2 separate regions of the Homo sapiens genome follow, and region 2 is linked to region 1. A link is an interaction called in ENCODE POLR2A ChIA-PET data of the cell type or tissue named here. Cell type or tissue: endothelial cell of umbilical vein. All regions are shown on one strand.

Evidence for each region. ChIA-PET counts read pairs that join two places held together with the same protein. Peaks named below come from ENCODE experiments on the same cell type or tissue, not always from the same donor. Only the 100,000 strongest peaks of a DNase experiment are listed, where the experiment ranks them.
Region 2: POLR2A ChIA-PET joins it to region 1 with 6 read pairs; 2 of 35 experiments call an interaction of 5 or more read pairs at or near these places.

The regions. Positions count from the first base shown.
Region 1 is chr1:179,450,101-179,458,100 of GRCh38, forward strand. The region is part of intron 16 of AXDND1 (axonemal dynein light chain domain containing 1); the gene reads left to right. It also overlaps the pseudogene HNRNPA1P54. Among named protein-coding and RNA genes, the nearest start is that of AXDND1, 88 kb to the left of the region's middle. In endothelial cell of umbilical vein, no CTCF peak of the experiment used is centred here; no DNase peak of the experiment used is centred here.
Region 2 is chr1:179,660,933-179,668,932 of GRCh38, forward strand. TDRD5 (tudor domain containing 5) reads left to right here. Exons shown (of 18, transcript NM_001199085.3): 15 at 1,172-1,354; 16 at 2,416-2,559. Among named protein-coding and RNA genes, the nearest start is that of TDRD5, 73 kb to the left of the region's middle. In endothelial cell of umbilical vein, no CTCF peak of the experiment used is centred here; a DNase peak (open chromatin) is centred at 3,099; H3K27ac peaks cover 1,541 bases; H3K27me3 peaks cover 166 bases.

The DNA.
Region 1 (8,000 bases):
TCAAGCGATTCTCCTGCCCCAGCTTGATTACAGGCATCTGCCAGTAGCTGGGATTACAGGCATCTGCCACATGCCAGGCTAATTTTTGTATTTTTAGTAGAGATGGGGTTTCACCATGTTGGCCAGGCTGGTCTCGAACTCCTGACCTTGTGATCCACCCATCTCAGCCTCCCAAAGTGCTGGGATTATAGGCGTGAGCCATGGTGGCCTGGATTCTTGTATTTATTTTTCTGGCCTAATCGCCCTGGCAAGAACCTCCAGTACAATGTTGAACAGAAATGGTGGGAGTAGATATTCTTGTCTTATTCTTGTCCTTAGTAGGAAAGCATGAGTCTTTGCCGATTAAGTGTGATGTTAGCTGTGGGTTTTTCATAGATGCTTTTTATCAGGTTTAGGAAATTCTGTTCTATTCCTATTGAATTCTTTTACATGAAAATGTGTGGGATTTTTTTTTAAAAATGCTTTCTCTGTATTCATTGAGATAATTGTGTGTCTTTTGTCTTTTATTCTATCAGTAGGATATATTACATTGATTTTTGGATATTAATCCAATCTTCCTTGCCTAGGATCAATCCTACTTCGGGCTGGGAGTGATGGGTCATGCCTGTAATCTCAATGCTTTGGGAGGCCAAGGCAGGAGGATTACTTGAAGCCAGGAATTCGAGACAGCCTGGGCAACATAGTGAGATCCTGTACACATAGCTACATAGCTACTCAGAAGGCTGAGGCAGGAGGATGCCTTGAGCCCAGGAGTTAGAGGCTGCAGTGAGGTATAGCCACACCACTTTACTCCAGCCTGGGTGACAGAGAGAGACACTGTCTCAAAAAAACGTAACCTACTTGATCATGGTATATAATTCTTTTTATATGTTTCTAGCTTTGGTTTGCAGGTATTTGGTTGAGGAGTTTGCATCTATAGTTATAAGATATATTTATCTGTAGCTTTTCTTTCTTGTGATATCTTTATCTGGTTTTGGTGTCAGCATAATACTGGATTCATGAAATGGGCTGGGAAGATTTTCCTCCTTTTCTGTTATTTTGGAAGAGTTTGTAAAGAACTGGTGCTAATTCTTTTTGAATGCTTGATAATATTTAGTGGTAAAGCCATCTGGGCCTGGGCTTAGCTTCATAGGTGGGTTTTTGATTACGGACTTAACCTGCTCTTTAAGAGGTCTATCTATATTGTCTTTTTTTTCTTGGTTTGTTTTGATTCAGTTTTGGTTGTCCGTATATTTCAAAAAAAAAAAAAATCGTCCACTTTATAATCCTTTTTATTTCTCCACAGTTGGTAGTAATGCCCTACAACTTTTAAGTTTCTGATTCTAATAATTTGAGTCTTAATTTTTTCTTGGTCAAACTAGCTAAAGGTTTATCAATTTTGTGGATCTTTTCAAAGAACCAGCTTTTGGATTTCTTGATTTTCTATATTGTTTTTCTATTCTCTATTAATTTTCACTGATATGGCTTGGCTGTGTCCCCACCCAAATCTCATCTTGAATTTCCACATGTTGTGGGAGGGACCCATTGGGAGATAATTGAATCATGAGGCCAGGTCTTTCCCATGCTGTTCTCATGATAGTGAATAAGTCTCACAAGATCTGATGGCTTTATAAGGTAGAGTTTCCCTGCACAAGCTCTCTCTTTGCCTGCTGCCATACACTTAAGATGTGACTTGCTCCTCCTTGCCTTCCACCATGATTATGAGGCTTCCCCAGCCGCATGGAACTATAAGTCCAATAAACCCCTTTTCCCATATAAATTATTCAGTCTTGAGTATGTCTTTATCAGCAGAATGAAAATGGACTAATACAGTAAATTGGTACCAGTAGAGTAGGGTGCTGCTGAAAAGATACCTGAAAATGTGGAAGCGACTTTGGAACTGGGTAACAGGCAGAAGTTGAAATGGTTTGGAGGGCTTAGAAGAAGACAGGAAAATGTGGGAAAGTTTGAAACTCCCTAGAGACTTGTTGAATGGCTTTGAACAAGATGCTAATAATGATATGGACAATGAAATCCAGGCTAAGGTGGTCTCAGATGGAGATGAGGAACTTCTTGGGAACTGGAGCAAAGGTGACTCTTGTTATATTTTAGCAAAGGGACTGGCAGCATTTTGCCCCATCCTAGAGATTTGTGGAACTTTGAACTTGAGAGAGATGATTTAGGGTATCTGGCAGAATAAATTTCTAAGCAACAAAGCATTCAAGAGGTGACTTGAGTGCTGTTAAAGGCATTCAGTTTTAAAAGGGAAACAGAGCATAAAAGTTTGTAAAATTTGCAGCCTGACAATGCGATAGAAAAGAAAATCCCGCCGGGCGCGGTGGCTCACGCCTGTAATCCCAGCACTTTGGGAGGCCGAGGCGGGTGGATCATGAGGTCGGGAGATCGAGACCATCCTGGCTAACAAGGTGAAACCCCGTCTCTACTAAAAATACAAAAAATTAGCCGGGCGCGGTGGCGGGCGCCTGTAGTCCCAGCTACTCGGGAGGCTGAGGCAGGAGAATGGCGTGAACCCGGGAAGCGGAGCTTGCAGTGAGCCGAGATTGCGCCACTGCAGTCCGCAGTCCGGCCTGGGCGACAGAGCGAGACTCCGTCTCAAAAAAAAAAAAAAAAAAAAAAAAAAAGAAAAGAAAATCCCATTTTCTGAGGAGAAAGTCAAGCTGGCTGCAGAAATTTACTTAAGTAATGGGGAGCCAACTGTTAATCCCCCGAGACCATGGGGAAAATGTCTTCAGGGCATGTCATAGGTCTTCATGGCAGCCCCTTCCCATCATAAGCCTGGAGGCCTAGGAGGTAAAAATGGTTTCGTGGGCTGGGTCCAGGGTCCCCATGCTGTGAGTAGCCTAGGGATTTGGTGCCCTGTGTCCCAGCTGCTCTAGCTGTGGCTGAAAGGGGCCAACATAGAGCTCAGGCTGTGGCTTCAGAGGGTGCAAGCCTCAAGCCTTGGCAGCTTCCATGTGGTATTGAACCTGCGGGTGTACAGAAGTCAAGAACTGGGGTTTGGGAACCTCCACCCAGATTTCAGAGGATGTATGGAAACGCCTGGATGCCCAGGCAGAAGTTTGCTGCAGGGGCAGGGCCCTCATGGAAAACCTCTGCTAGGGAAGTGCAGCAGGGAAATGTGGGGTCAGAGACCCCACACAGAGTCTCTACTGGGGCACAGCCTAGTGGAGTTATGAGAAGAGGGCCACTGTCCTCCAGACCCCAGAATGGTAGATCCACCAACAGTTTTCACCATGCACCTGGAAAAGCCACAGACACTCATTGCCAGACCATGAAAGCAGCCGGGAGGCTGTACCGCACAAAACCACAGGGGTGGAGCTGCCCAAGACCATGGGAGCCCATCTCTTGCATCAGCATGACCTGGATGTGACACGTGGAGTCAAAGAAGGTCATTTTGGACCTTTAAGATTTGACTGCTGTCCAGGCACAGTGGCTCATGCCTGTAATCCCAGCACTTTGGGAGGCTGAGGCAGGCGGATCACCTGAGGTCAGGAGTTTGAGACCAGCCTGGCCAACATGGTGAAACTCTATCTCTACTAAAAGTACAAAATTAGCCAGTCGTGGTGGCATGCACCTGTAGTTTCAGCTACTCAGGAGGCCGAGGCAGGAGAGTCACTTGAACCTGGGAGGCAGAGGTTGCAGTGAGCCAAGATCGCACCGTTGCACTCCAGCCTGGGCAAGAAGAGCAAATCTCTGTCTCAAAAAAAAAAAAAAAAAAAAAAATGGACTCTCCTGCTAGATTTTGGATTTGCATGGGGCTTGTAGGCCCTTTGTTTTGGCCAATTTCTCCCATTTAGAATGCCTGTATTTACCCAATGCCTGTACCCCCTTCGTGTCTAGGAAGTGACTAACTTGCTTTTGATTTTACAGGCTCATAGGCAGAAAGGACTGGTCTTGTTTCAGATGAGACTTTGGAATGTGGACTTTTAAGTTAATGCTGAAATGAATTAAGACTTTGGGGGGACTGTTGGGAAGGCATGGTTGGTTTTGAAGTGTGGAGATTTGGGAGGGGCCAGGGACAGAATGATATGGTTTGGCTGTGTCCCCACCCAGATCTCATCTTGAATTCCCATGTGTTGTGGGAGGGACCCAGTGGGAGGTAATTGAATCATGGGAGCAGGTCTTTCCCATGCTGTTCTCATGGTAGGGAATAAGTCTCATGAGATCTGATGGTTTTATAATGGGGTGTTTCCCTACACAAGCTTTCTTCTCTTGTCTACCTCCATGTGAGACATGCCTTTCACCTTCTGCTATGGTTGTGAGGCCTCCACAGCCACGTGGAACTGTAAGTCCATTAAACCTCTTTCTTCTGTGAATTGCCCAGTCTCGGGTATGTCTTTATTAGCAGCATGAAAATGGACTAATACAGGAATCTACTACAGGAATAAGTTGAGAAATGATGAGGACCTATCCTAAGACATGGGAATGGAGAAGAGGAAAGAAAAATAAGAGATTTAAAAAATGTAGGCTACACAATTGTGTGTGTGAGAGAGAGTATTGTGGGATGGCTGTGTTCCTGATTGGACTGTAAATGGGTCATCCAATTTATTAAGATTAGAGAATACAGGAGAAGGAAAAGTATGGGGAAGGGAGATTGTGTATTTAGTATTAGACATACTGACTTTCGAGTAGCTATGGCACAATTAAGTGGACTTGTTCAACAGGCATGTCAGGAATGTGGGAGAAAAATCTTGGATGAAATTTTGGAAGACGCCAGGCACGGTGGCTCAAACCTATAATTCTAGCACTTTGGGAGGCCGAGGCAGGTGGGTCACCTGAGGTCAGTGGTTTGAGACCATCTTGGCTAACATGGTGAAATCCCATCTCTACCAAAAATACAAAAAACTTAGCCGGGCGTGGTGGCAGGCGCCTGTAGTCCCAGCTACTCTGGAAGCTGAGGCAGGAGAATGGCGTGAACCCAGGAGGTGGAGTTTGCAGTGAGCGGAGATCGTGCCACTGCACTCCCGCCTGGGCGACAGAATGAGACTCCGTCTCAAAAAAAAAAAAAGAAAAAAGAAAAAAATTAGCGCTGGTCATGGTGGCACATGCCTGTAATCCCCACTATTCAGGAGGCTGAGGCGGGAGAATCGCTTGAACCCGGGAGGCAGAGTTTGCAGTGAGCAGAGATTGCACCCTTGCACCCCAGCCTAGGGGAGAGAGTGAGACTCTGTTTCAAAAAAAAAAAAAAAAAAAGTAAAAAAAAAAAAAGAGGCTGGGTGCGGTGGCTCACGCCTGTAATCCCAGCACTTTGAGAGGCCGAGGTGGGCGGATCACGAGGTCAGGAGATCAAGACCATCCTGGCTAACACCGTGAAATTCCGTCTCTACTACAAATACAAAAAAAATTAGCCGGGCTTGGTGGTGGGCGCCTGTAGTCCCAGCTACTCTGGAGGCTGAGGCAGGAGAATGGCGTGAAGCCGGGACGCAGAGCTTGCAGTGAGCTGAGATCGCGCCACTGTACTCCAGCCTGGGCGACAGAGTGAGACTCCGTCTCAAAAAAAAAAAAAAAAAAAAATTAAAAAAAAAATTTTGGAAGATACTAGTATATGTGTTAGTTAAAGCCATGAATTTTGATGAGATCACCTTGGGGGGGAAATATACAATGGGAATAACTAAGGACTAAGAATGGATCCCCAACATTTTAAAGGGTAACGAGAGATAGTAGGACAATAGAAGTAGGAGGAAACCCAATAGAATTGAGTCATAAGAAGCCAGCTTTGGCTGCATCCCATGTTTTGCATAATTTTTATTATTTAGTTTAAGACATAGTTTGTTTTGTTTTGTTTTGTTTTTAAAGACATTTATTCAGCATCACAATCAGACTATTACATTTAGCAATCAACAGCATGGGTGCCAAAAAAAAAAAACTACATTAAAACCCTTTGTTGGAATGCTTTACACTTTTCACAGAACACAAACTAAAATAACCTGTTATAGAGTTAGTCACAAATAACAGTCCTCGAGTTTTTTGCCCATACTCATCAGTATTTGTCTAAAATATGTCTTCTTTGTAGCACCTAGGCCCTGCTACCACTGTGCTTGGCTGAGTTCACAAATCTGTTGTAACCTGTAGCTTCCCTGTCACTTCTCTGGATCTCCTCTCCTGCTAAGCTTTGTTTCCTAATTAAAATCTGCCACTGTCATAGCTACTGCTGCTACTGGAACCTCCATAGCCACCTTGGTTTTGTGGTTTGACGAAGTATTGGCCTCCACCACCACAGGGGACAGAACTTCTGCCTCCAAAGTTTCCTCCCTTCGTGGGTCCAAAATTTGAAGACTGATTGTTGTAATTGCCAAAATCATTGTAGCTTCCACTACCTCCAAAACTGCTTCCACTACCACCACCAAAGCTGCCTCCACCTCCGTTGTTATAGCTATTATAGCTGCCACTCCCACCATAGCCACTGCCCTGGCTTCCATAACCCTGTCCAACACTTCCATAGCCTCTGCTTCCTCCGGAGTAACCAGGGCCACCTCCTCCATAACCACCATCATTACCAAACCCATTATAGCCATCCCCACTGCCACCATATCCATCACCACCACAGCTGCCACCAAAGCCATCATGACCACTGAAGTTTCCTCCGTGACCAAAGTTGTCATTCCCACTGAAACCACCTCCATGACCACCACCAAAGTTTCCAGAACTACTTTGACCTCTTTGGCTGGATGAAGCCCTAGCCATCTCTTGGTCTGACAGGGCTTTCCTAACTTCACAGTTGTGGCCATTCACAGTATGCTATTTCTGAATGACAGTTTTATCCATGGAGTTATGATTGTCAAAGGTTACAAAGGCAAAGCCTCTTTTCTTGCCACTGCCTCAGTCATGATTTCAATCACTTCATTTTTTCCATACTGTTCAAAATAATCTCTTAGGTGATGTTCTTCAGTGTCTTCTTTAATGCCACCAACAAATATCTTTTTCACAGTTAAGTGGGCACCTGGTCTTTGAGAATCTTCTCTTGAGACAGCTCTCTTTGGTTCCACAACTCTTCCATCCACCTTTTGTGGCCTTGCATTCATGGCTGCATCCACCTTCTCCGCAGTGGCATGTGAGACAAACCCAAAGCCCCTGGAGTGCTTGGTATTTGGATCTCATTACCACACAGTCCATGAGCATTCCTCATTGCTCAAAATGGCTTCTCAGGCTCTCGTTGCTTGTTTCTAAGCTCAACCGTCCAAGGAAGAGCTTCCTCAACTGTTTGGGCTCTTTAGGAGACTCTGAGTTAGACAAGACGGCCGGGAGAAGAGAGACTTTAATGATGCTTCTTCGGCGGCGTCCAGGGGCAGAAAGGCAAGACAGTTTTAAATTTCCATTGTGGTTTGTCTTTTGACTCAGGATTATTTAGAAGATGTAGTATTTACTTTCCAAACATTTCAAAATTTATTTTGTTCTTAGTTTAGCTTCCCCCATACTTTGTGTTATTTTTGTTTGTGTTTCAGTTCTTTTTACATACTTAAATCTCACAAGACATTATTATTCGTATTTCATATAGCCAGTATTCATTTAGATTTATCCACATATTCATATTTTCAGTTCGTCTAAGAAAGATACAAGTATTCAAATACAATAACCATAAAAAAGCTGAATTTTTGCTTGTTAAGGAAGGGAGCCCTGTAATACAATGTACAACCTCTCTGAACAAAGCAAGAGATATTCACACAGAAGCATGGAATTCCAAGACTGAAAAACTTTAAGAAAAAAGAGTATTTAGAGATCGTTTTACTTTCAGCCATGGATACCTTGTATTTGGAGTGAGGCTGTTGTTACTTGATTGACTTTCAGGCATGTGGTAACTAGAATAGGATTGTTGCTAACTGGCTGACATTCTGAAGTGAGGAAATATCATGGGCTGATTTTCTCTTTTTTCTTTTCTTTTCTTTCCTTCTCTTTTTTTTTTTCTTTTTTTGAGACAGTCTTACTCTGTTGCTGAGGCCTGAGTGTAGTGGTATGATCATGGCTCACAGCAGCCTCAAACTGCCATGCTCAAGTGATCCTCC
Region 2 (8,000 bases), 210 kb after region 1:
GATATTTTGGCTGTATATAGAAACCTGGGTTCCCATTTCTTCTCTTTTAGCACTTTAACAGTTTCATTCTTCTCCTTTCTGCCCTTCATGGTTTCTGATGCAAAATCCACAGTAATTGAAATTGTTCTTCCTTTATAAGTAATGTGTTATTTTTCTTTGGCTACATTCAAGATAGTTCTTTGTCTTTAGTTTTCAGCAACTTGAGTAGAACCTGTCTGGGCATGGATTTCTTTAGGTTTATCCAGTTTGGGTTTTGGTGAACTTCTTGAATCTGTAGATTTATGTCTTTCACCAAATTTTGGATGTTTTCAGCCATATTTCTTCAAATTATTTTTCTGCATTATATTCTTTCTGTTCTCCTTGTGAGACTCTGATGACACAAATGTTATATCTTTTGGTATTGTTCCACAGTCCCTGAGGCTCTGTTTTGAGTTTTTTGTTTGGTTGTTTTTTTTGTTTTTTTCCCCCCAATCTTTTTTTCTCTTTTGTTTAGATTTTATCATTTCTAGGGATCTGTCTTCAAGTTCATGCATTCTTTCATTTCTGTTCTGCTATTGAAAAGACAGCCAGGGATCTCAATATTCATTATAAAAACTTTCATTTGATTCCTTAATAATTTTTTATTATGATTGCTCCATCCTCAGTTTTACCCTCCAGAATATTTCTGGTCTTCTGACAGATAGAAGAGATGTAGTTGCCTGAGTTCTTGGAATAGGGGAGAGTATCTGGAGATCTAAGTCCTGCTTACACAGACTTTCAGCCAGTGTGCTTGTTTTCATTCCCATTTTACCCCCTCAATTCCAAAAACCTTTTAGTACAAATTTCTGAGTTTTTGAGGTATATATTGTATAGATTTGGGTTGCTTCTCAATTTTTTCACTACAAGCTCAGGATTCCACTTTCTCAGGACTGCTTAATCGGTTGTCACTTGTCTGCTTTCCTGTACCCAGAAAGTAGATGGTGCTTTCTCCTCTTCTGTTCTCTTTGACTATAAAGATTATATCCTAAATCTCTTTATTATTTTGGTGGCATTTCAGAAGGGAAATTAATAAATTGTGAATTCAAACTGTCATCTTTACCTGGAGTCAGGAAAAAACTATAAAACCTAAATTTTATGTGCTCATATAGGAACTATAAATGATAGTTTTTCTTTGTCTTCTGTTACATTTTAGGATGAGATCCCCACTGGAATGCCATGCCTGGAGTCAGTGACCATAGGTGATGATATTTGGGATGAGAACTGGTTACCTCTACAGGCTAAGATGGGAAAAGGAGGTGATGCTGCCTCCCATCTATTTACTGCAAGCCTTGGTGGAAAGAATCAGTATTCATCATGTAAAGAAATGCCACAGAAGGTTAGATCCTTGGAAAAATAGAAAGCAAATCAGGCCGGGCACTGCGGCTCAAGCCTGTAATCCTAGCAGTTTGGGAGGCCAAGGTGGGTGGATCAGTTGAGCTCAGGAGTTCATGACCAGCCTGGGCAACATGGTGAGACCCTGTCTCTACTAAAAATAGCCAGGTGTGGTGGTGTGCACTTGCTCTCCCAGCTACTTGGAAGGTTGAGGTAGGAGGATCAGTGCTTGAGCCTGGGAGCTGGAGGTTGCAGTGAGCCAAGATCATGCCACTACATTCCACCAGCTTGGGTGACAGAGTAAGACCCTATCTAAAAAAAAATAGGAAAAGAAAGCAAATCAGTACTGAGAAAAGGAAATTTAAATTTAATTGTCTAGGTCCAAGAAAGCTATATATTCTGGAATTCAAAAGTATTTATCAGGCCATAATTCAAAGAATACATGATTTTAAAAAATGGCAGTGACATGTAGTGGGACAGAGGATTCATCATGGGACAATAAACCATAGGCCAATTTTTGCATATCTGCCCTTTTAATCATTGTGATTTTTGTTTTATCATTGGCCCCTAGTCAAGGCCCTTAGGATCTATAAATAAATGAAAGAAACCATTTTCTCTAATTCTACTGTTGTTGCTTTAGCCTTGTAATATAACCCCTGGATTTCTGGAGTCAGCATATTTGCTAATATTAGGCCTAACTATATATATTTGAAATTTATTTTCCACTGGCTATAAGAATAAGTATCTGAAATTATGTTGCTCCTTCATGTTTGTGCTATTTAAGTACTAGGTGATCATGAAAAAAATCATCTAGCCATGAAAAAGATATTAAAGGAAAGACTACAAACAGAGTTGTATTTATTTTTGAGATCCATGTGTTCAGAGTTCAAGATACTGGGTATGGACCAATAAAGCAAGGAGGAAAGTCAAACTGATATAGAAAGTTAATAAATACCTTTTTTAAAAATATGTATTGCTTTCTTGCATTTATCTTGCCCAAGTTATCCTCTTTTTGGGTCATGTTGCACTTTATCTCAGTCTGTTGTTGCCATTTTTTCATTATAGGACTGGTGTTTTTCTACCCCTAAAGATACATGGGATGATTCTTGGCAGCCTTCAGGCCTTGTAAATGGAACGAAAGTAGAAGTTCATAAGCCAGAAGTACTGGGTGCTCAGGAAAAAAATACTGGCACAAACAGGACTCAAAAGGTAAATGTCTAATGCAGGTTATTGGGACAGGTTTGCATAAGGAAGTCCTTTCATTTTTAGAAAGCAAAATTGTCTCAATTTACATATTTTGATATTGCCTGTCTCTTAACAGCTTGCTGTAGCTGTTACTGTTGATGATAAATTTGACTTTCTGGGCTTTGTACTAGAGTTATGAGTGGATTTGCACCCCAGAATACTTGTGGTTAATGACCTCTCTCAGCAGTTGTAGAATACATATACATAAAATATATGTTGATTTTAAAATGAAAACATAATTACTTATTGCTTCAGAAGAGAATCCTGAGCCTAGAATTTTAAAAATGATTAAACCTCTCTTAGAGATACAGAAAATTGGGATTTTCCTGTAACTTAGTCATAATTTTAAGCTCTATATTTGTCGCATAGTCTAGACTGGTTTCTTCATTCACATTGCTTTGGCAGAAAGCAGTAATCCTGGCATAGAATCTAATTGTTTCAGGTTTCCTGAATATATTACGAGCATCCTGAAAGCAGCAGGACAATGTCTGTGAATCACGAAATTTGGCTGCCAGGCCTCTTTACTTTGGTGTGTTACATTGAAAATAAAGAGCTTAAGTCTAGAAGACTTGTTCAAAAGCAGATCTAGGGAAGATGAACCTTCTAAGTGACACATTTCCTTCAGACTGTGGTTACTTTTGTATGAGAATGATAAAGTCATTCTGTATTTCATAGAATGGTCTCTTCCAGAAATGTAGCTTACTTAATGCATGAATTTAGTTTCAGGATAAAGTAGGCTTTTATATTTTGTTTCTCTTGTCTTTTTTTTTAAATACAGCTTTATTGGAATATAATTGATATACCATTATAATTCACTATTTAAAATGCACAATTCAATGTTTTTAGGATACACAGCTGTGCAGCTATCACTACAGTCTATTTTAGAATATTTTCATCACGCTCTCAAAAAAAACCACCCATGACCATTAGCAGTCATACTCCTTCCCTGTCCTCTCACAGCCTTAGGCAGCTACTTACTAATCTGCTTTCTGTCTCTACAGATTTGTCTGTTAAATGGCACACAGTATGTGGTTTTCTGTGATTGTCTTCTTTCACCTAGCATTAATAATGTCTTCAAAATTCATCCTTGTTGTAGTATGAACCAGTACTTTATTCCTTTCTATGGCTGAATAATATTCCCTTCTATGATATACCACATCTTATTTATCCATTCATCAGTTGGTGGGAATTTGGGCTGCTTTCACATTTTGGCTATTATGCTGCTAAGAATGTTCAAGTACAAGGTTTTCTGTGAACATGTTTTAGTTTTTCTTAGATATATAACTAGGAGTGGAGTTTCTGGATCGTATGGTAATTCTGCTTTTAACATTTTGTGGAATTGGCATACTGTCATTCAAAGTGGCTGCAACATTTTATGTACCCCCCAGCAGTGTATGAGGGTTCCAGTTCTCCATATCTTCACCAACACTTATTGCCTGTTCTTTTGATTATGGCCATGCTAGTGGATATGAAGGGTTTTCTTTCCATATCCCTGATGGCTAATGATGTTGGGTGTCTTTTCATGTGCTTATTGGTGATTTATCTTCTCTGACAAGATATTCAGATCCTTTGCCCATTTTAAAAGTAGGTTGTCTTTTGTTATTCAGATATAAGAAAATATCATATTACAAGTCCCTTATGAGATATATTATTTTCAAATTTTCTACTCTTCTGTTTTTCTTTTTCACTTAATGGTGTCCATTGCAGCACAAAAGTTTGTTTTTAATAAAATCCAATCGATTTTTTTATTTGGTTGCTTGAGCTCTTGGTCTCCCCTAATAAGCCATTGTCTGACCAAAAGTTACAAAGATTTACACTTGTGTTTTCACCTAAGCATTTTATAATTTTAGCTCTTACATTTAGGCCTTTGATCCATTTTGAGTTAATTTGTTATGGTGTGAGATAGAGTCCATCTTTATTCTTTTGCATGTGGACATTCAGCTGTACCAGCACTAGTTGTTGAAACGATGATTCTTTCCCCATGAATTGTCTTGGCATCCTTATTGAAAATCAGCTGACATAAAGATAGGGTTTATTTCTGGATTCTTAATCCTATTCTCTATGTGTCTGTTCCTATACCAGCGTCACATTGTCTTGATTACTCTAGCTATTTAATAAGTTTTGAAGTCAGGAAATCTGAGTCCTCAAACTTTTTCTGTCATGTAGTTTTATACTATTAATTTATACCCCACGAAGAGAAGTTACAAAGGTAAAATCTTTACTGTATCATAATGAACTCCTTAAGGTATATTTCTTAAGAAAGTTTTCTTTTTCTACCCCTTTTTCTATTCCTATTCTAAAGCAACCTGTACTTACCATGCAGGTTGAATATCCCTTATTCAAAAGGCTTGGGACTGGAAGTATGCTTAGGATACAGTCCTCTCCTGCTGTCTGTATCTTCAGCCTCTTTCTACTGGAGTGTTCTCATAAGCATTTAAACATGTTAGTGTACCTTCCGTCTAAACAAAATTTAAACATTCCAAATTTTTTTAATCCCAAAGTCCTCTCTAGCTACCACACTTGTTTTTCATCCCCTATGTAGACAAACATGTTTTGCTTTTGAAAATTATGAAAGTACTACATATGCAGGATTTTAAAATTCAAGTAGTTCTGAAAGTTACGGAAATAAGATATCCTTGCCTCTTCTAATCCAACTCCCATCATAAGCAGTTTCTTGTGTATCCTTCCTAGAAACTAAACACATACATGAGAACATGATACACATACTGTTCAGCACCTTTCCATTTCAATACTTACAAACCTACCTCATTGCTTTAAACTCCTGCAGAGTATGGATATGCCACACTGATTTAAATAGTTCTGATGAATATCTATTTTTAAGATTTCATGTGACTTTAAACAATACTACAGTGATTATCCTTCAAGTCACCATCTATTCCCATGTTGCTAAATTAGGTTGGCATGTTTTAACCTTACAGTACCTGATTGCTCAGCAATATTTGAAAGTAATCTTGTGTTCCTTCTTGAAACATAATCTTCCTTTGGGTTTTGTGATGCCATGATCTTTTTTCCTCCTACCTCCCGACGTAATTTGTAGGCTTGCTCCCTGTGGTGTCTCCCAGAGTTCTGCCCTATGCCGTTTTCTTACTCCTTCCCATGTTTTCATTTATCTTAGTATGTAACTAGATAAGCATATGGCAACCCTATGTTTAACATTTTGAGGAACTACCAGGATATTTTCCAGAGCAGTGGTGCCATTTTACATTCCTACCAACAATTTAAGAGTACTCCAGTTTGTCCATGTCAACATTTGCTGTTCTTGCCAACAATTGTAATCATGTCTTTTTTATTATAGCCATTCTAGTGGATGTGAAGTGATTTGGGGCATTTGTTCATGTTTCATAAATCATGAACATGTTTGTTGAGACTAACCTGTAGTTCCATCTTGGTGTATTTCCAAACAACTGTGAGGGAGTCAGTCATTTATAACTACAGAAGAATAAATCTGGTAGAGCAGTGCTTCTCAAACTATAATGTGTATACAGGTCACCTGGGAATCTTGTTAAAATGCAGATTCTTATCCAGCATATCTGGGGTAGGGACCAAAGCTCTTCATGTCTAGCAAGCTTCCAACTAATGCTGATGCTGCTGATGAGTGAACACCACTTTTGAGTAGTAAGGCTCTAGGTTACTGTTAGAAGGGGAAGACTTATTTTCAACTAATTGCTTAAATTTACTACACATACTTGCTTTCAGATGTGATACAAATTTAAAGTGAAATTCAGAGTGAAAGCTATCAGGATGCATTTAAATATGTGTCAACAGTGCATCTTTCTTAAATCATATTTGTCAAGAAAGAAGATATAGCTTTTTAAAAATGTTTCTGTATATTATCTATTAAACAGCTAAACATAGGCAGTAGGGCATAATGTAAAAAGCACTGGTCTGTGAGTGCTATAATCTAGGGCCTAGTCTTTACCACTGACTAGCAAGTTTAAACAAGTTACCTTTTGTGCCCTGAGCTTGTCCACCTGTGAAGACTGATTTGAACTAGTAATCTCCCCAGCTTAAAAAATTTATGATATTAATATTGATTTACTTATTATTGCAGCTTATTGAAAGAATTCACTCATTCTCAGCCTCATTTTAAGTGAAGATAAACTTAAAAGGTAGTTCAAGTATACATGTGAATTGCATAAACTATGCAAAAATTTGAGTCCAGGTCTTTGGTTTCCTGAAATAACATCTTGTATGGCCCAGTATAGCTATCTGGAGTTTTAGAATTTCTTTTTTGCAACCAAGAAAGGTTATACACACAGGCATTTATATATTATATAATTATATAAGCCACATTCATGCCAGCCATCTTTGAAAGTGAGCAGCTATAGATTTTTGCCACAGAAGGAACATTTGCTGATATTAAATGTGTGATGCATATGAGCCAGAAAAACAAGCCTACATCTGTTTGTACAATTATTGTTTCAGTTTGCTCTAGGCAGATCCCAGACGATAAACCACTTAGTTCAGCTTGTTACAGCTTGGTCTGATGGGGTCCTCTTTACTCATGTTAATGCCAGTTGACATCACCAAAGATCAATGCTATTAAATGACCATAGAGTACACTTACTTCAGCAATGACTATATGGTAGGAAATGGGGTCTAATTCATAATGGTTAAAATTTGGCACTCCCTTCATTTAAGCTCAAGTTCAATCTCAGTTTGGAAGTTCATCTTTTTCTCTCAAACCCTGGCCTTTTTGTCCCTTCTGAGGAGCATGCAGCTCTTGCCTCCTTTCATGGCTAGCTGCACACACACAGTTTCCCTGACTGAGGACTGAGTGCCCCTTAGGGACAGGGATCCTGTCTGACTGGGAGGTGGTGTGGTAGAGCACAGAGAACATAGACTGGCTTAAGTTCAAATCTGCACCCTGCCATTTACTGATGGACATTGGATAACTTAACCACTCTGTAAAAGCATTATGCTAAGTGAAAGAAGACGTAGTATCACCTACCTAGGACACCTGTTCTGATGTTCAAATGAAGAAACACATGCAGATAACCTAGCACTGTGCCCGACACGGGGTGCTCAGTGAACATCACTTCTCTCGTGCCCTGCCCCTCTTTCCCAGCCTGTGTATGGTAGCACTCAGTGCCCTGTTTGCTTATGGGATGTGTTCCATAAATGTTTCTTGAATTGAATTTATGTTCATTAGGATAGAGAAGGACTTGCTTTTTCTAGAGAGTATCTAGGTTCTTTTTTTTTTTTTTTTTTTGTGATGGAGTCTCGCTCTGTCGCCCAGGCTGGAGTGCGGTGGCGCAACCTCGGCTCACTGCAACCTGCGCCTCCCAGGTTCACGCCATTCTCCTGCCTCAGCTTCCTGAGTAGCTGGGACTACAGGCGCCTGCCACCACGCCCAGCTAATTTTTTTTGTGTTTTTAGTAGAG